Linked DNA regions of Homo sapiens: region 1 is linked to region 2. The links are chromatin loops, found by intact Hi-C in ENCODE. Cell type or tissue: PC-3. All regions are shown on one strand. Each heading gives the region's core, and the rest is flanking DNA. Links, peaks and the distances in the headings are about the cores only.

Region 1 (11,314 bases), core at 1,465-9,464, 49 kb after region 2:
AATAATTATTTAGTGCCCACTCTATACCAGGCACTGTGTTAAGTTTTGGGGATACAGTGATGAACATGATAGATGGTGTCTCTGTTGTATGGTCTAGACTTGGGATAATATTTTACCTTATTAATTGCTTGCTATGAGCTGGGTATTGTATTGGGTACGTTGTACACATTATCTGATACAATCTTCATGCCAAACCTATGAGATTAGTTATCATAGTCTTTTGAAGATTTAAAAATAAAAATGAATATCAGACTAATTTTATGAATATGTTACTATGGCTAGAAGGTGGGGGTGTTGGGATTCTACCCGACTTCAAGGTTATAATCTTAACTAATTTGGAAATCCCCAATGACTCTGTTTCTGTTAGGGAATATATGAACCCCACATGCCCTAACACTGGCTTAATGAGTGGTAGGAATAGAGGTGGAGATGGGCACTAAGGGGGAAGTGGGTGGAAAGAGGCTTCCTTTATAGAGAAGACATCATGAAGGAAGATATCAGGATATTCGAGTGGATGCTGTGTTCAAGTCATGGCAAAGTGAGAGACATGTTGTGAGCAATGTGATGTTTGCGTCTCTCTCTCTGTTGCCCAGGGCATAGCTTGGGTGTCTTTCTGCTATCCTGTTGGGTCAGTTGGAGCAAAGGGCCATTTTGTTCCTGTGATTTCTGCACATTTCTGCTGGAGATGTGAACCAACAGGCTACGGTTGATGGGGCACATGGTATCCTGGAGCCTAAGAGATAGGCGAAGATTGGGACAAAGTGTTGGGTAGTGCCAAAGCAAGAACAGGTCAGGAGGGCTAGTCATACGATGGATTGAGGCATTAGATACCAAGAAAAGATGTGTGTTCCAGACCAGCTCTGGCTTGGTAATCAGACAGAGGTCAGAAAAAGTCAGATGGCGGAATCTGGGTTAGTGTCCCATAGGGGCATAGAGCAGATTCTTACTGTCTTATATGGGACAGCACGAGTCATTCCCAGCCAGCCCCACTTCTGAGACATCTATTCTAGGCATTAAAGAATTAGACCTTTTAAGGCCTTGCTGCTCTTCTAGAATGGACCTTGCATTCTCTGTATTTTCTCAGAGACTCTCATTTTTCATTTCCTACAGCATATTTAAATCTTAGGGCAAATTGGAACTCAGCCATCTGGGTTGTCCTCTAGGCTGGGTAGAAACTCATTCACTGGAGTCCATGGATACATTTTTAAAAGAAATTTAGATATTCTCTCTCCCACCCTCAAGAATTGGGGATCTTGACCCAGATTCTGTAACCAATGACATTAATTTGTGAGCTGGATGACCACCACAGAGCAACCTCCTGTGGCTATAGCACAGTTTTTCTCTGAGCACAGCTCACTTCTCTGAATAGAGATGACACCTGTGGCTCTGATCCCAGGGGATACTACATTAATTGAGCTGATCTATTTAGCATGGGCACAACAGCTGAATCAAAGGTAAGGGTTAAAGAATGCTGCCAGCCATCTGGGCACAAATAGACTCTTTACCATCTTTATGATTGGCTCATCAGAGAGTGTTGATGTTTTTCCTTGACTTTTCTAGGAAAGAGCTCATCCACCATGATGTTTTGATGATTTGGGCCATCTGTAAGAAAAGCAGCTGTTTTACTCCAAAAAGGGTATTTGAAAGAGTGATTATATGTTCCCCGTGATCCTTTGAAAATGAGGAAGGGCATATTTTTTAATAGAGCTAAACTTTTAAAAACTCAAATTTGAAAAATCAACTGTAATATCTTTTCTCCCACAGAGAACATTCTCTTAGGAAATAGCCTGTTATGTCGTTATCAGTTTGTCATCTACCTTTTATTTTACAGATAATCTCTGTAGGTGACTGTGAAAAACCTCCCAGATTTTTCCTTTTATGTAGACTATCATTGAGATAATATTTCTTCTAGATTTTCATCCTATTTGGAAATGATTATCATTCATCTCCAGATGTTTTGAGATAATGTCTTCCCTTTTTCCATTTTCTATTATTTCAAGTATTTCCCCTTATTCTTGTATAATTTAACAAATTAAATCACATCTTTCCTATACTTCCTTTTTCTAGTTTAAGTCTTTGTTATCTCTTTTCAGAATCTCTTTTCAATGCTTTCTTAATGATATTGAAATTTTAGAGGTAATTCACAATTATGTTCTCTTACCACATTAAAGCATATGCATATATTTCAAGGACACAGGAAGTTCCTGTAGGCTATTTTTAAATATGCTTTAATTTTCCTGATTTCTATTAAAAACCTTTAAAATATAATCTTTCATTTCTCTAAAGTCTTAGAAAATATTGATTCAAAACGACTTAAATGTTTACTTTTCTTAGGAGTGAAACACTGAGTAATTTTTTTGAATTTTAAGGTATTGATCCACTCCTTATATTTTCAACCCAAATCTATTTGGTTGCTTATTGAAAAAAAAAGATTGCATTTCTAATCTGTGAATATAGTTTTTTCTGCAAGATGATAATAGTTTGGGTGGAAAATTTCTGAAGAAAGTCTTCTCAGGGAAAGTGTTATTAAATTCACCAAACATTTACTAAGCACGGACTGCTCTATGTTCCTAGCTTTTGGTAAGACAATCAAGATGAATAAGACTGTATTTTTTTCCTCAAGCTGCTTATAAGAGATACGTAAGCAGAGTCAGATACAAGCTATGGGAGAATATGGGATGAAGGTTAATTTTAACTGAAGAAATCACAGAAGGTGGCATTTGAAAGGCTGAGAGAACTACGATGGATAAGGAAGGAGAGAAAGGACATTCAGGCAGAGAGAGTAAGAGCATAAGGTGAGGGAATTATGCAAAAGACCAGGGAGTAAAACAGCCATATGTGCAGTAATGCTGGAGTGCAGGGCATGTTGGGAGATAAGTTCGGGAGAGCAGGTGGGCCAGATTCTGGGAGACCTTGAATCTCATGTTAAAGAGATTGCATTTCTTAAAATTAAACAAATTTAAAAATTTGTTTTAGAATAGAGATGGGGTCTTGCTGTGTTGCCTAGGCTGGTCTCAAACTCCTAGGTTCAAGCAATCCTCCCACCTCAGCCTCCCACAGTGCTGGGATTACAGGTGTGAGCTACCACACCCAGCCAAGAGACTGCATTTTAATCTGTATTCAGTAAGGAACTGCAGAAGGATTTGAGCAGAAAAATGATTTGGTCATTCTGATGTATTGTAGAAAATGGGTTAAATCATGCTGAGGTCAAAACCTGAGACATCAGATTTAAAAATGATTGCAAAGAGAAAGATGTAGAGAAGTAGCATTTATGACAGTCTCTACTGTGTTTCTAAAATGACAGTGAGTATGCCATAGTCTTCATTACAGGAGGGTACATACAAGGAGATAGTTTTTTTTTCCTCCATAAAGTGAAAGCAAGATTATTAAGAGAGTAAAGGAATAAAAGAATGGCTACTTCATAGCCAGAGCAGCAGCATGGGCTGCTTGACTAAGGATACTTTTTGTCACTTCTTGATTATATGCCAAACAAGGGGTGGATTTTTCATGAGTTTTCCAGGAAAGGGATGGGCAATTCCCCGAACTGAAGGTTTTCCTCCCTTTTTGACAGTATAGGGTAACTTCCTGATATTGCCATGGCATCTGTAAACTGTCACAGCACTGGTGGGAGTGTCTTTTAGCATGCTAATGCATTATAATTATTGCACAATGTGGAGTGAGGACAACCAGAGGTCACTCTGGTTTTGGTGGGTGTTGGCTGGCTTTTTTATTGCAACCTGTTTTTATCAGCAAGGTCTTTAAGACCTTTATCTTGTGCTGACCTCCTATCTCATCCTGTGACTTAGAGTATGTAAACTACTGGGAATGCAGCCCAGCAGGTCTCAGCCTTGTTTTACCCAGTCCCTATTCAAGATGGAGCTGCTCTGGTTCAAACACCTCTGACATATTCCCTCGCCTCCCTTTTATAAGAGAACCCTTAATCCTAAGGGTTGTAGGAGGATGAAGACCCACCTTCTATAAATTCTTCAGGCTGAATAGGAGTGATGATATTCCTGCCTAACTATTAGTGTCCTTTGTATTAAGGAGAGAGACAAGCTTAGTCAGAAAGCATCAGCATGGTAAGGACCATTCATAACTCTGACAAAAGGTAATATCTGGAGGATTAATAAGTGTTCAATTTAAGAAAACATTCAGTAAACTTATCCTGTATTCCTACACAAAGAGTACAACAGCAAATGTATTTCATAACAGTAAAGCAAAATAAGCAAAATTACCCCAAATAAACCAAATTAGAAGGCTTTCCATGAAGTGGGCAACTGTTGGAACCAAGCTGATATGGGGTTGCTAGCTGATTCCAATATGTGCCCAGAATTAGAATATTGATCCAGATTTTTTTACATTACCCATCCCTCTTGTTTCTTTTGAGCTATAGCCAGAGATCACTGGTTGGTTTACAGGAATAAGCAGGGTTAGTCTAAATTGCAGGAAACAAGCTTTAAAAAGCTTAAAAATGAGACTAGAATCTAACAATGAATGTACCATAGTTCTTGAAACATATTTTTTTTTTCTCCGTGCAGTTTCCCATTTTTACTAAAGACAAATCACGGTAAGATCAATTTGCTTTATTATACTTGGCCTGATTATTTGTATAAAGTGCAGCAAGAATAATAATTTTTTTACATAGGCTTTTAAAATTGGTTTTGATGGAACTTTGTTCCATAAGGAATCTCAGATAAGACTTTTTTTAAAGCCAAGCTCAGCCATGGGTTTGTACCCTTAAATACCTATGAACTGGGTAAATTCCTTTTCTCTTGAGGTCCCAAGGTTATGTGGGGCTCCTGGGACTGTAAGAAAGTGACATTCTGTACTTATCACAGGTCAGGAACCCTGTACAGGGACTGCGTAGGCAAAGTATGAAGCTAGTTTTCCCAAGGGGCTTTTATTGGCCCTATAAGTCAAGTTTGACTCCTTAAAGGAAAGCATGCCATTCCAGTCAAATCCTTGGTCAGATAAGCAGTTTCTAAGGGAGGTTGTTTGAACACAAACTTAGTCATGCTAAATGTGGCAGATATTACTAATGTTTACTAATTTCCTTTTCTTTCTGTGTTCAAAGAGCACTGGGCTTCCCAGGTCCTTGAAGTTAGGCATGGCTGTCATTTCCAGGTGGAAGCACATAAGAACTGGTGTATGTTTAACTGTTTTCTTCCCTGCCACTGCACTCATGGAAATATATGTGGATATAGAAGTGCCACAAAAACCAAATGGCCTATAATTCTGAGCTAGCACATGGAAGGTAGTACCTTAGAGTCATCCTGACCTGAAGTAAACTTTGGGTACACAGAAATAAACTTTTGCTGCATTAAACCTCTGAGATTTTGGTGGTGATTGTTCCTGAAGCAAAACTTAGTAGACCAGGCCTATCTAATAGAACTTTCTATAATGATTGGAGTGTTCTGTATCTGCACTGTCTGGTATGGTAGCCACTAGCCACATACAGCTATTGAGCACTTTAGGTGTGGCTGGTGTGACTCAGGAAAAGAATGTTTAATTTTATTTAGTCTCAATTCATTTAAATAAGCATTGTAAACCAAAAAGTGACTGAGTCAGGTCTCAATTGATTAGAGGTTTACTTAGCCAAAGTTGAGGACTCACCAGGGAAAAAACATGAATCACAGGAGCATCTGTCATCTATGCTTTTTCCAAAGGGGATTTTGTGAACTTTGGTATTTAAAGAAAAAAGAGCATGTAGAGTGGGTGGGGAGTGGGTGGGGGGGTGGGGAGGGAAGGAGGGTAGGCAGTGAGGCACGTGGTTACATTCTTGTGAGACTCTGATTAGCCTCAGTAAACCTACATTTTACATGTGAAAGTAGGGAGTAGGGGAAGCGAGGCTATGACATGGGTTGTGAAATTACAGCAATCTGGAAATAAAAGGAAAACAGTATGGGTGACAGTTTCCAAGCTTAACTTTCCTTTTGGCATACTGAGTTTGGGGTCCTGAGATTCTATTTATCTTTCACAGTATCCTGGCTGATACTTTAAAGGATTTCTTTAACACCTAGAGAAAATATTCCAAAACCCCTTGCAACTGAACAGAAAATACAGGAGATGAGGAAACCTTGAACCAAAGTGAACTAGTAGAAGGGAACTTTTAGTTATGAAGACGGTATGTCTTTCATCTAAATTCAGGATAATACTTCACTGAAAAAGCAATTGTGCAGTTTCAGAATCTGGTAGGTAAAAATGATACTAAAGAAAAAAATCTACTTAAAGAAAACTTGTATTGTGTTCCTACTATATAAAAGGCATAATGTTAGCTGCTTAAGTTTTATTGACTTATGTATTTGTTCACCAAATTTTTAATGAGTGCCTACTGTATACCAGGCATATGATAGAGTCCCCAGGCTCTGGCAGATACACTAGTGAACAAAACAGACAAAAATATCTGCCATTATGGAGCTTACTTTCTAAGCAGGTTGAAAGACTATAAGCAAACGTATTAAAATAATGCCAGAGTGTGATAAATGTCATGAATAACGACAGCTAGCACTTATTGATCACTTCCATATGCCAGGAACTAGTCTATTTTGCATATATTTATCCATTTAATCCTTCTAATAACCCTATGGGACAGGAATTATCATCATCACTATTTTTTGATAAGGAAACTGAGACCCAGGGAGATTAAGAACTATACAAAATGTTTGTCCCTTGGGAATTCCTATGTGAGGAGATAAACAATGATGCCATTCAGTTGGTAAATACTGTAGGCAAAATGTCCCAGATATGCTGGGGGACAAAATAAAGCAGGGTCAGCTCTGCTTGGGGGAAGTTGTAAAGAGGAGGTGGATGCAGCTAAACCCTAGAGGAAGAGTGGGTATTGTCAGGGAGACAAAGGAGGGGTGAGAGTAAGTGTTCCAATTAGAGGGCATGCCTGTGCAAACTGTGCTAAGACACAGTTCCATGTGGGAAGATGCTAGAGACCCAGGAAGCAGCCAGACTGTGGAGTGTGCTGTGCCTAAGACATCTGACTGTCAGGAAAACTCAGACTGTACAAAAGTGAGGAGAGACAGATCCAACCATTTTCCTACCAGATTAGTAGAGAGTTCTAACTGAAAGGTAGTCATTTCCTTCTAAGAAACAGCTTTTTCAAGTAAGGCTTCTGAAAATGAACTCTCTAACAAGGCTAGGAGAGATAGAAGGCAGACCCAGTGGGTTACTTGGGTCAGAAGACTCAGCAGGGTCAGATAGGCAGAAGCTGAGGTTGTCGGGGTAGAATTGCTACCTCTGAGGACATCAGATGCTGTCAGTGGGGAAACTGCTTGTTAGGTGAAGACTCAGCATGCATAAATATTTTGAATGTTACATCAGATGGTTATATTTTAAAAGTCTTTAAATGAATGTGGCTTACAAAGTTTTAACAGAAGGGGGCACTTTGGACATGGGAAAGATGCCCAGAAAGGAATCAAAGGCTGATGGTTCTGGGAGTCCCAGGGAAAAAGTCTGCCTAACCCGACTTGCTCACAGAGCAACTCTGCAGCTTTGGACAGGACCTCTCTGTGGTTTAAGACATAGATAAATCAGGCACTGTGGCTTATGACTGTGATCCCAGTAACTCCAGAGGATGAGGAGGGAGGATAGCTTGAGAGCAGGAGTTTGAAATCAGCCTGGGCAACATAGCAAGATCCTGTATCTACAACAAATTAAAAAACAATTAGTTGGGTGTGGTGGCATGCGTCTGTAATTCTAGCTACTTGGGAGGCTGAGGCAGGAGGATCACTTGAGCCCAGGAGTTCAAGGCTGCAGTAAGCTATGATCATGCCGAGGCAACAGAGCAACACCCTGTCTCTAAAAAAATATTAAACAACAAAAAAACATAGATAATAACAATACTGAACTCACTGAGCTGTCCTGATGGTTAAATATAAAAGCACTTTGTAAACTATTCAGAACCTTATTACATCATCCCATCTAGGGACAAAAGTAACTGACAGAACTAGTGAAGGCTGCTACATTAAATTTACCATGGTAGGCTAAATAATGGTTCCCAAAGATATCCATGTCCTAAACCCCAGAACTTAGGAATAATGGCAACAGGGTGAATATTACCTTACACGGCAAAATATGTGATTACATTAAGGATTTTGGAAGAGGGAAACTATCCTGGATTATCCATGTGGGCCCTAAAGTAATCACATGTCCTTTTAAGAGGGAGGCAGAGCTGGGTGTGGTGATGCACACCTGTAATCCCAGCACTTTGGGAGGCTGAGGTGGGTGGATCACCTGAGGTCAGAAGTTGGAGGTGAGCCTGGCTAACATGGTGAAACCCCATCTCTACTAAAAATACAAAAATTAGCTGGGTGTAGTGGTGTGTGCCTGTAATCCCAGCTACCCAGGAGGCTGAGGCAGGAGAATCTCTGGAACCCGGGAAGTGGAGGTTGCAGTGGGCCAGGATTACACCACTGCACTCCAGCCTGGGTGACAGAGCAATACTCTATTTCAAAAAAAAAATGGTAGGGAGGCAGTGGGAGATTTGAGGGAGATTTGATATGAAGGAGAAGGTGATGAGACAGGTGCAGAAAGCATTCTGAAGATGTTACTTGTTGATGGTGAAGTTGGAAGGAGTGGCCATGAGCTAAGGAATGCAACTCTAGACATTGAAAAAGGCAAGGAAATAGATTTTTCTCATAGAGTCTCCAGTGAGAGTGCAATCCTGTCAACACCTTGATTTTAGCTTAGTGAAAGTGATTTCAGACTTCTGGCCTCCTGAACTATAAGAGAATAAATTTGTGTTGTTTTAAGCTCTGAGTTTGTGGTATTATTATTATTATTATTTTTTGTTACAGCATCCCCAGGAAACTAATACACTCACTAAATACTTATTGAAGACCTACAGTGTTCAAGGGATTGTGTTGGTATGGCTGGGCCTATAATGATAAGTAAAAATGATTAGTATTTTCCTCTTTATTTATCCTTATATAGGAGGACATTAAAGCAAGAAATATCAATAAAGGCAAAATGTTAAAGCTGTAAGAGAAACAAGTATACATTATGCTTATTCAGTGGAAGGGGAGATTCTTGAGCTAGTTGGTAGTTGGTAGGATCAAGAGAGCCAAAGTGGAAGGAGGGACAATTAAAACAGAACTAAAAGGAAGTGAAAATAATGGAAGGTAGAAGTGGGACAGAAGAGGTTGTACCAGGTAGAAAAAAGTGAACAAAGATGAGAGAATGAAATGTATGTTTGAAGAATAAGGAATAGTCCATTTTTGCTGTAACGTAGGTACTTGGATTTGGTTAGAAGGGAGCATCAGGGCCCTACGGTGCGAAGTTGTAGCTGCCAGCCTAAAGGATTTATATTTTTCACTAAACAATGAAGCATCGTTAAAGGTATTTGCATTAAGGCATCTTTATTTTATATTTAAAATATCTGGTTAGTTAAAACGTTCTGGGGGAGATTGTAAATGTTGCATATTAAAACAATTGTGGCAACTAAAAGAATTTGTGGTCAATTTTTCTGCAGTGCAAAACTTGCTTATGCATTATGATGACTTTACTATATTTGACATTTTTAAAACATACTTCTGCAATAAGAAAACAAGACTGAAAACTAAATGAAGACAGCTTTTTATTGAATTAAAAAATGTTACTGTACTTCAAAGAGAGAGTCTGATGGAAAAGATGATGAGTGATAAACAACGTACTAGCTCATGGATTTGGTAGCTATTCTCAATATAAAAAATATAAAAAATATAAAAATTTCTAACGCCATAAAGATGTTAAAACTGATATAATAGAAGAAGGAGGAGACTAATAGATGTATAGATAAAATAGAAGGACTGATAGTGATAGAGGCAGGAGGCAGAGAAACTCTAGGCAGACAGGGGTGGGTCCCTGGCAAAACCCCACCTTCAAGCCAAAAAGCCTTAAACCCGCAGCTCAACGTGAGAACTTCCATCCCAGTGTGCTCGCTCTTTCCTGATTGGATCTTTCTGAATAGGGCCTTTTTACCAATCGAATGTTGCCTTTTGCAAAAGTGCCTATGGCCCACCTGCCAACCATCCTGTGCCTAAAAGACCCCAGACTCAGCCAGTAGAGAGGAGAAGCGGCTGGACGTTGGGAAGAGGCAACTTGACTTCAGGGGAAAGCGAACTGCCCTTCCTGTCCCCTTCCAGCTCCCCTCTCTGCTGAGAAATGCATTTACCACCCTTCAGTTCATCCACACGACCTCATTCTCGTTGAGCTCCAGGCAAGAATTCGGGATCTACCAAGTGCAGGTACCCAAAAAGGCTGTCACACTGGCCCTTTGCCCTCACTGGCAGAGGGCAGCCGCCCCATGTGACAATGGAAAGGGCCCACTGAGCTGATAACACACTGCTGTCCGTGGACGGTAGAGATAAGACAGCATTGTAACACACCCTCTGGGGCCTTGGGGTCGCAGGCACCCCGGTCTGTATGCTGCTATGGGGCCTGCATGAAGTTTGCTCCTGCTGGCACTAAAGCAGCCAACTGGTTCCTGCACTCACTTGCCTATGTGCTCCCTCCTGCAAGGGGTGGAGTGGGGCGCACCCAAGTGAATGGAGTTTTCTCCTGCCGGTGCCAAAGCAGCCGGCTGGTTCCTGCACTTGTTTACTCTCGCACACTCTCATGCGAGGGGTTGAGTGGGGTAGGCTGAGTAAATGGGGCACCCCTGTTGCAAATCCCATGAAGGAGTCAAGAAAATATCCTGCATCAATAGGAGGAAATAGAAGTAATTAAAGTGAAGAATGGGGAAGACTTTGCATAAATGATAGGATATTGAAGTATACTACTTAAGAAGATTTTACTTGTGTCTTCTTTAAGAAAATAAAAACCTCCACCATTTTTCTCATGTAATTTGTTGGCAATCAGCAACATTTAGCAAATATTTTAACATTTACCCAGTGTCAGGCACTAGACTATGTACAAGTGACTCCATAGTAAAGAGACATTCTTATACCTGGTGGAGGATGATCCTTTAAGCAGAAAAGGTGCTTTTATATGGCAACATTCTAGGTTATCTAAGTAATCTGGATATTTTTAAGGAAGCATTTCATTTACTGGCTCACTGAGTAAATGCTGGAGTTTCCCTAGTGAATCTTGCCAGCACATGTGGGGAAGAGCAGCTGAGATGTGCTGATCTATAGAGCATTAGACCAGGAGTGGACCTTTCCAACACTCAGTATTTTATTTCTCACATTATATAAAACAGGGCGTTTTGTAAGTTTGATTGTATAAAGAAGTAGGTTAAAATGGAAAAACACAAACAATCCACAATAAAATATGTTTGCTAGGCAAATAAGAGGATATTGTTCTGTAGATAGCTCTAATGGAAAATAGA
Region 2 (11,314 bases), core at 1,453-9,452:
ATGATATACCTGTAAAAGTGTTGGGGCACATCAGGGGGCTGCCAGTGTCAAAGATGTAGAGGCACAGGTTAGGAGTCCCTGAACATACTTCCACCAGCAAATGGATCCAAACAAAATTGGAGGAACCAGGGAGACTACCACCAAAATATAATATGCTTCATCTTTCAGTTTCTGCATGGGTTGAGTGGTGTAGTAAAGAAGAAAAACAGCCACGTTCCTAACAGAGACCAGGTTAATTCTTCTTCGATATTTGTGAACACAGAAAGGTGATTTACATTCTTTGATATTTGATGGGCCTAATTTTGAATCCTGGCTGTATCACTTCGTGATCTTGGGTAAATCACTTACCTTCTTTGAGCATCAGTTTCCCTGTACCTGTGTGAAGGGTAGTGCTACTTTCATCATAGAGTATTAAAAGGCTTAAAATAAATAATATGTATAAAGTGGTTACTCCAGTGCCTGTAAATAGCAAGCACCATGTAAATTGCAGTGTTATTTCTGTCTCTTACATCCAAGTAATCTTGAAATTTAATCAGTAAAGGATATAAGAGCTTTAATGATATCTTAAACCAGATTTCAAATGCAGGAAAATTTATTTTAATAAAAAGCAAGGAAATTAGAGAATATATAAGATCCTGTTTTAATCGAGTCCTGCTCCAGCTTTTAGAAACTTGTGGGACAAGAAGCAGCTTGGGGCAGGGCAAGCATTTGAACATCAGAAACTGTTATCTCCACAGTGGGGTGAGAGGACAGCGAAGCCATGAATTTGAAAACAGGGAGAATAAAAGTTCCCTCTGCGCCTAGCAGGCTAGGACAAAGACATGAAAGTCACTTTTGAGAATAACTTTAAATGGAATCAGCAAAACTGGACTGTAACTTGATTAACTATATTAACATATCTAAAAGAAGAACTGATCGTTCAAAACTGCAGTTGGCCAGCAGTGGAAGAACAGAAAATGGAAAGTCAGAGGCAGATGTTGGCAAGTGTCCTCCTAGGACTATCCAGGGAGAAGGAGCCTTAGCTCAAGGACTTGGAATTTTCCTTACCCATTGGCAAGACCATCCATCGCTGTGAAATGTCTCTCTCAGGCCCTCTCAGCCCAATGTAATTATACATTCAAAGCTATAACAAATTCATTTTGTATGGATTCTATACATTTCATGAAATATTGTGATCATAATTTAGTTCCCCATATAATTTGCTTATAGAGAAAAAATATATACATCAGACTGAGAATCTTATATTAGATTCTCATCTTCCCTATCCCCTTAGAATTCTTAGGGGTTCCTTGAAGTCCCCTTAGAAGCCACTGGGGGAGTAGAGAAGGAGAAGAGGTAGGTATGAGGGGCTTAGCTCTCCTCCCTGAACTAACTCAACTGCTCCATTTTTACTCTGTGAGTAGAAGATTTTATCTAACTCAGTGATTCACATTGATTTGTATTTATATTAGAATATATTTGACCATAATTCTTCATAATTGGAATTTAGATTAATCTATTCTGAAGTTCAATAAAGAATTATCCATAGCCAATTATGAAAGCAGATGTGTACATGATCCCTGAAATATGTAATCCTAAAATAACAGGCATCTCACTGAATCCTTTTACATGCATATACACACACACACAGAGACATACACACACGCACAATTGACATGGGACAGAGAGGTGGATAAGGTTTTGCTCCATGTACATAAATTTAAGGTTGGGGTAAAAAAGCAACTTTCAGAGCCATTTCTTTAACAAAGAATTCATGGGCTGAAAAATGATTGAAAATATTCAGTCTAGATGATTTGTAAACCTCCTGGTTGGCTATAAAAGCTTATTTCTGGGATTCTACTTTTGAACCATTATTGAGCATCTTTTGAATATATGGAGACACAAACACATATTGGGTTACATCCATCCTTTGCTCTTTACCACAGTTGCCAGTTACCACTACGTTCATTCTTCACCCCAGTGATTCTTTTTTATTTATTTTTTGCTTTTATTTGAGATGGAGTCTTGCTCTGTGGCCAGGCTGAGTGTAGTAGTGCTATCTTGGCTCACTGCAACCTCTGTCTCCCGGGTTCAAGAGATTCTCCTCCCTCAGCCTCCTGAGTGGCTGGGACTACAGGTGTGCACTACCATGCCCAGCTAATTTTTGCATTTTTAGTAGAGACAGGGTTTCACCATGTTGGCCAGGATGATCTTAATCTCTTGACCTTGTGATCCACCTGCCTCGGCCTCCCAAAGTGCTGGGATTACAGGTGTGAGCCACTGTGCTTGGCTACCCCAGTGATTCTTAACCATTGGTGTGTCCTACAGTTATCTGTAGAGCTTATTGAAAACTCATAGGGTTGTCTATACCCCCGACCTCCTATCAGAGTCTTTGGAATTGGGACCCAGGCATGAGTATTTTGACAAAGTTCTACAGTTGATTTTGATGTTTACCAGCAGCTGAGAACCATAGTTCTATTCTTTTCTTTGCTTGTTAAGAATTGGAAAAAGGAAGAAAAGTATTCCTAATACTAAGAAAGTCTTGTGGACACACTGATTGAGCAGCAGTGCCCTAGACCCCACACAACAGGAGACAACAACAAAATGCTATTAGGTTACAGGTGAACACATTATACATTGTGCAATGGACTTTAGCTATGCTGACAGCTACAAGGAACAATTTGATAAACAGTAGACTTGTGTATTTGTGTTGCATGTCTAAGGTGTCATTATAATAAGGTGTCATTATCCTTAGGAATGAGAAAACCAAGATAATTCAAGCAAGTTCTCTACAGTCAAACAACTGGAAAATGGCAGAGGGAGAATTTGAATGCAGGACTGTCCGATACTAAAGCTCATGTCCTTTTCATATGGCATACGATGGGCCAAGATCAGGTAGATAAATGGCCTTTTAGTAGAGCACAAGCCCACAGACTAGTTATCCTAATCTTGTGGTAGTGTAATTGAGAAGCTGTGACTCCTAATTGGTATTTTATAACCTAGGGCGAGTGCAGTAATAAGACGCTGTGTGTTAGAGCAAGAAAGGTTACCTGGATCTCAGGTGTAGGTTGGGGAGATGTGGCTGGTGAGAAAGCAGTTTTGGTAGGCATATAAGGAGTTTCAAGGAGCAGCTGCAGGCATGGGCTTCCCAGGACATGTCAGGAGCTCCGTCACAAATAGGCTGACCAGTGCTGCAGTGTGGGGGAACTGCAAGAGACATGAGAAGCTGCCCACGGAGACTCCCTAACTGATGACCTTCTTGACATAGCTTTTCCAAAAATCATCTCAAACATGTGTCATTTCTTTGTGTTGGGAACATTCGACATCCTCCTTCTAGCTATTATTGTTAACTGTAGTCATCCTACAGTGATATAGAACATTATAGTCAAAGAAATTTACTTTCATTTAAAAAACAGTGTCATAAATACTTTGAGATTAACTTTTTGTTTAAGATTAATGATTTGACTATGTGTTGGTTTGGTACAAAGAGCATTAACCTGAAAATCAGGAGACCTGAATTCTAACCCTGATTCAATTACCAAGTGGCTGCATGAACTTGTGGAAAATACTTTACTTCCATGAATTGCTTTTGCTTCACTTGTAAAACAAGAGGGTAGAATTGCTGCTTAGAGAATCCCTAAATTTTCTTTTGGAGTCACAATTTTTAAATTCTTTTATCTGTTTTGTTTACTGCTATACCTCCAGCATCTAGAACCATGCCTGGAACCCTGGAACAGAGCAGGTGCATAATATATACTTGTAGAATGAAGGAATTAAAGCATATCTGAGACAGAATTGGAGTTGGAATCCAAGCCTCTCTGATTTCAAAATCCATGCTCTTTGCATGATTATCCTACTGGTTGTTTAATTAACTAAAGACATTTGGATCAGAATTCCCAAGACTCTGGAAACCACAATTCTGGCCAGTTAATCTAAAGTCATTATGCCTTTTCTAAACTTCATATGGCTTGCCCAATTCAATCCCTGACAAAGTGTGTTTGTCAGCCTTAAGTAATAATGAATCTCTGTTAATAGCATATGAAGAGGAACTGGGTAGTGGGCAGGAGGTTAGTACCACCTGGTAAACCACTAATACAAATGGATATGTGTAAAAAAGGAAATACTTGTAGGATGGAGAAGTGGTACAGAGAGGAGTATAATTTACTTTATGGCAAGTGGAAGGGTCAGACAAGCCTTCAGAGGTGTGGTAAGGCCTGGAAAGGATCCTGAGATGGTACACATTCCTCCCCATGTGTCTAAAATGGGGAGACAGAACACACAAGGGATCCACCTAGACTAAGTTAGAACCTGCATTTCAGGCAGAATTAGGCAGAGCTAAAATTCCTAGTTCCTAGTCACCCATGAAACCACTAGATATTCCCTTATGTTAGGAGCTTTATTTCAATGCATTCATTAAAAATACTTTAAGCTTAATTATTGCAGCCTTTTACTTATGTGTAAGTAAAGTATTATGTGTATTTGGGTATTAAAAGTCACTGTTCTCTTTCTTGGGAATTATATGTTTTCATAAATCATTTTTTGGTGTTGTCCTCCTAGTATGCTAAAGGAGACCTTGATTGTAAAAGGTTAAATTGAAGATGAAGTAGAATAAACCATCTAGGGTTTCTGCTGTGTAAACTTGGTGTAAGTGTTGAGTCAGCTGCCTTTACTGTTGAGTGGAATCTGCAGAGCCTGTTGCTCTGTAGCCTGAATTTGTTCCCAGTGTCTCTGGTTCCCTATTGGTTTATGGCCAATGACTAATGCTTTACCCACGAGTCATTAAACCCATTCTGCACTTTTCTGGTTCCCTAATCTTCTTGGAATTCATCCTTGTGTCCAGTGGTCCAATGCTCTAACTTGGTATTTGGATGACTGAGTGAACAGAAATGGCAATAAAAATGTATATGTGATATAACAGTTCAAAATGCAATTCCCTTTAGAGAAGTCTTATGAGCAAATAAAATTCCTCCCAAATCATTTCAAATCATTGGAAGTATTTGAAGCTTTTCAGTTTCCTTTGCACCTTCATGAGAGGTCAACACATACAGCAAGGGTATCTGCTAGCTCTGCACACACTTACTTTGCCAAAAAATTCAGACTTCCCGGGGCAACTCTACTTTTTAAGGCTCCTGATTAACTGCACTGATGTAAGAAGGCAGAAGCGTGGATAATCTAATATAGATAGCAGCTGATGAATATGCATGTATTTGATGTTCTAGAAAACTACTTTAAAAGAACAATGAAATACCACTGATGGCTAAACTTAGGATGAGACGAAAAGATGTCCACCTCCTGGACTACTACTCAATTCTCTGAAATCCATGTCACTCTAAGAGCTGCTATTTTCACAGAAAAGAGCTAGGAATGGTCCAGTAACTATGCCAGCAATGTGGCAGACTAAGTGGGAGAGAAATGGCGTAGAGTGGGGAAGAAAGTGGGTATAAATAAGGCATGGGAATGTTCAGCTCACAGGGGTGGGTGAGGAGTTGGGGAAGGGGGTATAGATTTAGCTGCTTGTGTTGACTGACATTTAGCTTTACCCATCCCAACACAAGATCCAAAGGCTAAAGCCTGGCAGGAAGGCCACCTCAAACTCAAGTAACTGATAAGTATCCCACAGGGAGGTGGAGCACAGAGAAGGAGGACCTGTCAGATGTGGTGTTTGGGAGTTGAGGCAGGCAATGTCCAATCATTCTCTTGTAGATGGACGATGTAGACAGGGGGCTAATCTGTATGGCTAGGGCTGACAATGACTAGGGTAGAGCGAGACAGTAGTAAGTCAGATAAGAGAGTCCAAATTGTCTACAAGTAAAAGTGCTTGATGCCGATATTGGGAACCTGAATGTGAAACCAGAGGAATCATAGCACCAAATATATGGAAGCAAGAAACCATGGGTCCAGACAGGAGGCTGACCCTGGTGTGTCCCTGAGACACAGAGTATGTGACCCAGCTGGATTCTTTGTTTTTTTTTTGTTTGTTTGTTTTTGTTTTGTTTTTTTTGAAATGGAGTCTTGCTCTGTTGCCAGGCTGGAGTGCAGTGGTATGATCTTGGCTCACGACAACCTCCGACTCCATGATTCAAGCGATTTTCCTGCCTCAGCCTCCCGAGTAGCTAGGATTACAGGCATGCACTACCATGCTCACCCAGCTGGATTTTATGTGCTCTCTTTGGAGTGACATCTGGGGTTTTCAGCCACACTTAAAGGGCAGGGGATATGGACAGGCAAGTGATTAATTGTCTCCAGCAAAATCTGTTTTCAGGTTCCAGGGCACTATCTAGAGCATCCAAATGCTGCTGCCTAAACTGAAGTCCCAGGTGCCCAGAAGGTACGTTCTCTGGGTGGATTTTTTCTGGTTGGCCTGGAGAGGTCATGGACTACTTCCTAAAATGGGCCACTAAAGAATTTAGCCTTCGTGAACCCGGGAGGCGGAGGTTGCAGTGAGCCGAGATAGTGCCACTGCACTCCGGCCTGGGCGAAAGAGCAAGACTCTGTCTCAAAAAAAAAAAAAAAAAAAAAAAAAAAAAGTAGCCTTCAATAGTTTTTGACACTTGAAACAATAATTACTGCATTTCTTGTATGGAATTTTATACCACCTTTATGTTTACTAAATGAAGCTCAGTCCTGAAATATTTTCTGCCCACTTTCTGAGGAGAAAATAATAGAGTTGTATCCTTTATAAGTCTATTTCAAAAAGGAGGCTGCAAGTTGCTCCTGGGGAGGCATGGCAAAGACAGGTTCTGTACCTTTGTGGCCACAGGGCCTAAATATTAGTGAGATCCATTTCCAGAGAATGCCAACATTAATACAAAAGAGTTTAAACACCATTTACTGATATCCACCATTGGGAGAAATTAGCCTCAGGGCTTAAATACAAAATGTGCTAGTGATGAAGGGGCACATAAACAAACAGAGTATATCTTTTGAGATTGGACTTGTCTGGATGACTGTAGTCCTGAGAATTTGAGGGTATGCTTAAGATCTTATGAGTTCAGGGGTGATGTGTTTCTTGCAGGACTTCAAAAAGTCAGGTCACTTCTGTTGAGTCGTGCTCAGTCATTTTGAGCTTCTACAACTAAATTGCAAAGGGAGCAGTGTTCACACATGGTGAAACCATCGATTCACTCTTTATCCAAAGTTCTCTTTATTTGTGATTTCTCACCAGCACGCTGATGGTCACTAATCTCCTGCTGTCAAGATCTAGTTTCACAAGTTCCCCAAGCGAATCAATTTCAGGTATTGATCATTTGGCAACTGCTAATTGCTGTAGCTAAGAATTTAATTCAATGGCGAAAAAAAGGTCTATTTGTTCTATCCTTGCTATATATATGTTTTTGTAAGAAGATGCTTGTTTTTGCTTTATTAGCTATCCATTCTTTAATGTAAAATCAGTAGGCAAAACCTTGTAAAAATGGTATGATTTGTTGGCATTAAAGCTGAGATTGCCTTCAGGCTGCATTAATTTATGTATCTTTAAACATAAGCAAACTTTTACTTAATTCTTCTGTTTCATTTTAATTTATCAGCTGTCTCTATATAAGACAGGAGGCCTATTCTTCAAATAAGATTACTTTCTTTGATATTAGGCAACCCATCTTATTCTCTCGAGCACATTTTCATAGAAATAGGAGGATATATTTTTCTTAAAAATCATCAGCTGTGTCTCCAATTTCATGATTACTAAGGAAGTATGCAAAGGTAAAGGACAGGAAACTGATTCGTTGATTCAAATTTTGATGAAAAAAAAATCCTTCCCTTGTTGGCTAATCTCTTACTAGCAGAAATCTGAAAATGTTTTCTTGGGTAGAAAAGAGTAATTTTTCTTGGAAACTTATGAGATCAGGCTTTGTTTGATGCCCAGTGAGACAAGGGACAACAGTTCAGTTCACTGGTTTGCTCCTGGGAGCAGAGGCAAATTTGTCATCAATTATTCACATGAACCCAGAGCTGTGGTAGGGAAGAGGGAGGTTTGCTCAGGAGAAGCCAATCTTGAATGTGTAAGAGCTGTGGATTTTAAAATACAGCTTTGTGGCCAGGTTTTTGACATCCTGAAATACAAGTTTTTTTTCTTTTTTTTTTTGGGCCTTAAGATGAAACCTACAATATGAGGGTAAACAGTGGCTATAGATTAAGACATCATCTCCTTTGCGAGATGAAATCATCCACAGTTTGGCTAAGTAGTAATGTCTTTAGAGTTCAAAGTTTATAACTCCTACAGCCATTAGGAAATATTTTCTTGTATACATACATATATGACATCTGGGTTTCACACTCTACTCAGCTTCTAAGGTATTGTTGAAGACTATGTTGTCCAGCGTCATGACCATTAGATACATGTGGCTACTGAGCACTTAAACTCTCTCTGGGCTAAATTCAGATATGCTGTAAGTATAAAATACACACTGTATTTCAAATGGAAATGAAATTTCAAAATGGAAATATATTAATATTTTTATAAAATGGAAATATATTAATATTTTAAACATTGAGTACATATTAAAATAGTGATATTTTTGCTGGCCAGGTGCAGTGGCTTACGCCTGTAATCCAGCACTTTGGGAGGCTGAGATGGGTGGATTACATGAGGTCAGGAGTTCGAGACCAGCCTGGTAAACATGGTGAAACCCTGTCTCACTAAAATACAAAAATTAGCCAGGCATGGTGGTGGGCACCTGTAATCCTAGCTACTTGGGAGGCTGAGGCAGGAGAATCTCTTGAACCCAGGAGGTGGAGGTTGCAGTGAGCCAAGATTGTGCCATTGCACTCTAGCTTGGGCAACAGAGTGAGACTCTGTCTTCAAATATATATATATATATATATATATATATATATATATATATATATATGTAGGATATATCAGGTTAAAGTTAATTTCATCTTTTTTTTTACTTATTTGATGTCTCTAGAAAATATATATGTATATATGTACATATTACACATATTTCTATTGGACAATGCTGGTTTAAGAATATTCATTGTGACAAATGATCCTTTGATATTCCATGGTGAGCTGTGAAAAGTTATTGGAACCCCAGTCACCAGGTCCTGACATTCAGGGATCCTATCCCAAGTGTCTCCTCTGAGCCATAACTCCTGGCAGTATCCACTCTCCTGTCTTTGCTCCATATTTGCTGTGCCCCTCTTAGCTATAGCTGCTGTTCCTGTCATTGCCTTGAGACAGGGCTTACTTTTGCTCCACTCCTATCGCTGGTAAATGGGAGAGGAAACAGGGTCCCTATCTGTTACAAGTGCCTTTATGTATTTATTTCTTTAAGGAACCAAATAATTTGACTCTGTTTGTTATAGTTTGCCTGATGCTAGACGTTGTTCATTAACCTTCCTCTTTAAGTTTGTTATTTTGATTAATTCTTGGGATAAATTCGCTTGGGGCAGGGTTGGAAAACAATACAAACATCCTCACACAGTGGACCATGCTTAGAGAGCTTCCTCTTTGCTTTGACTTGATTCACTGTTTGTGAATTTCTTACTCTACCACACGTTGCCAAGAAGATGAGACCCAACCACTGGGCTCCAAGGTTTAGTCATATCCTCTTCTCTAGGAGGGGACATGTCCTGACTTTCTGGAATATGCAGATGATATCCAGCTTGGGTTCTTATTTTGGGACTATTATTGCCTGTGATGTTTAAATAATTGATAATGGGTACCAGTTGTCAAATAGGGATTCAAGTACACTATCAGTTTTATACAAGGAAAGCTGACTTAGAGAATGGTGGCCTGGCCTCTTATATCCCAGCTGAAACTTGCCTGTAAGTCCTCAGCAGAGAAGCTAGAGAATGTTGGGTCTCCTGGTGGAGGCCCAGCTGTTTGCGGCAGGAGGCAGAGGTGGAGAGAGCACCCAGCATAAGAACAAATGAGTCAAGAGAGCAAGGAGCTTGGCTGTGTAAACTTTGATGTTGTGACCTTACTCTTGGTAAAGAAGGTCCCATGGATTTCAGGAGCTCCTTGCCTCACCCATTGGATAAGTTACTCCTTCTTCCCCTGGGAGGAGTGAGTAAGGGGATGGAGACAGGGAACCCAAATATTTGTTCCTGTACTCCCCTTCCTTGGAAGTAGAGAAGTTTCTTATGTTTCTGGAATGTGAGGGAGCAGAAGTAAGCAATCCTTATATCACACACTGTAGAAGTTAAATCATAGTATTATAGATGATCAGAGCTGGCAGGGACATGAAATGCTGTCTGGTCCAACACCATCATTATATATAAGAAAACAGCCCCACAAAAGTGCATTAACAGAGTCTGGGGGGAGCTCCCCTGTAAAGTCTGCTGCATATTAACACCTCTGAAAAAAAAACAGGAAGAAAAACAGGCTGCCAGTTTGATATAGCTTATGCCTCAGTAGAAAGTCTGTATGCATGTTTTTGTCTTTAAATATCTGCAAAATTTTTAAATACAATGAATAAGATTGCAAATCTGGCATATGAAAGAATTTACATTTTGGTTTGGCACGTTTGGTGTGGATTTACATGCAACAGCGGAACTAATCCAATTGAAATTAATATTTTCATTTCACTGCCATAAATTCACACAGACCTTGAGGAACAGATCCCCAAAAGTAGTGGTGTCTGGGACTCAGATTGTGCTGTTCATGGACAGAGAGAATTGGGTTTACAGAATATTTTCACCAAACTCTGTGTGTTGAGTAAGTGACCTGCTGTGAAAAATGTAAAAAGCACTAATACATAGGCCAGGTCTTGTTAGTGAAAAGTCTGACTTAAAGAATTAATAATAAATAAGTCTCTAAACATGAGTATTTCAACTTTAAAGATGGTATACACAGTGACTAGCAAGTAGAATGGTTAGAGGCATGCACCTCTGGACTTCTGCTTCCATTTATTTGTCTACTGTAACAGTTACCACACTGCATTGTAATTATTTGTTTACATGCTCTTCTACTCACTAAACACACATCAATCATCTGCCAGATGTCAGGCACCATGTTGGGCACTGGAGAAAATTAATGATCTGCATTTTGTCTATTGGCCTATATAAAGGATTTTAGTCAAGCTGATTGAAATATTTGCATCTTCTGCTTTGTCATCTGTAAAATACTGAGTGGGGATTAACATCCCATCAAGTCCTAAGATATGTATGAAATAGAGGTTTTTGAGGTTTTGAAGGATGCTTGAAAAGTTTATCCTGTCGTACAATCTGAGTCCTCCCTTTGCTTAAGACACTGTCCCAAATTGCAGTCAATGTATTTCTCTCCCATGCAAAGGAAGTGGGGAGGTAAGGAGATGAGGCTTAATGGCAGTTCCACAAGGTTATCAGGGTCCCTGGCTTGGTCATGCCCCCTCCCTAGCCATTTCTAACACAG

The links. Hi-C counts contacts between places; a loop is a spot of excess contacts. Peaks named below come from ENCODE experiments on the same cell type or tissue, not always from the same donor. Only the 100,000 strongest peaks of a DNase experiment are listed, where the experiment ranks them.
Region 1: a loop joins it to region 2, with 4 times the contacts of the local background. A loop is called at or near these places in 2 of 110 quality-filtered maps.

Annotation. Positions count from the first base shown.
Region 1 is chr12:58,409,020-58,420,333 of GRCh38, forward strand. No RefSeq gene overlaps it. Among named protein-coding and RNA genes, the nearest start is that of LINC02403, 330 kb to the left of the region's middle. In PC-3, for the core only: a CTCF peak has its summit at 7,375 (motif pointing right); DNase peaks (open chromatin) are centred at 5,022, 5,582 and 7,432; H3K4me3 peaks cover 1,210 bases; H3K27ac peaks cover 4,944 bases.
Region 2 is chr12:58,360,284-58,371,597 of GRCh38, forward strand. No RefSeq gene overlaps it. Among named protein-coding and RNA genes, the nearest start is that of LINC02403, 280 kb to the left of the region's middle. In PC-3, for the core only: no CTCF peak of the experiment used is centred there; DNase peaks (open chromatin) are centred at 4,328, 4,738 and 7,968; H3K4me3 peaks cover 660 bases; H3K27ac peaks cover 4,547 bases.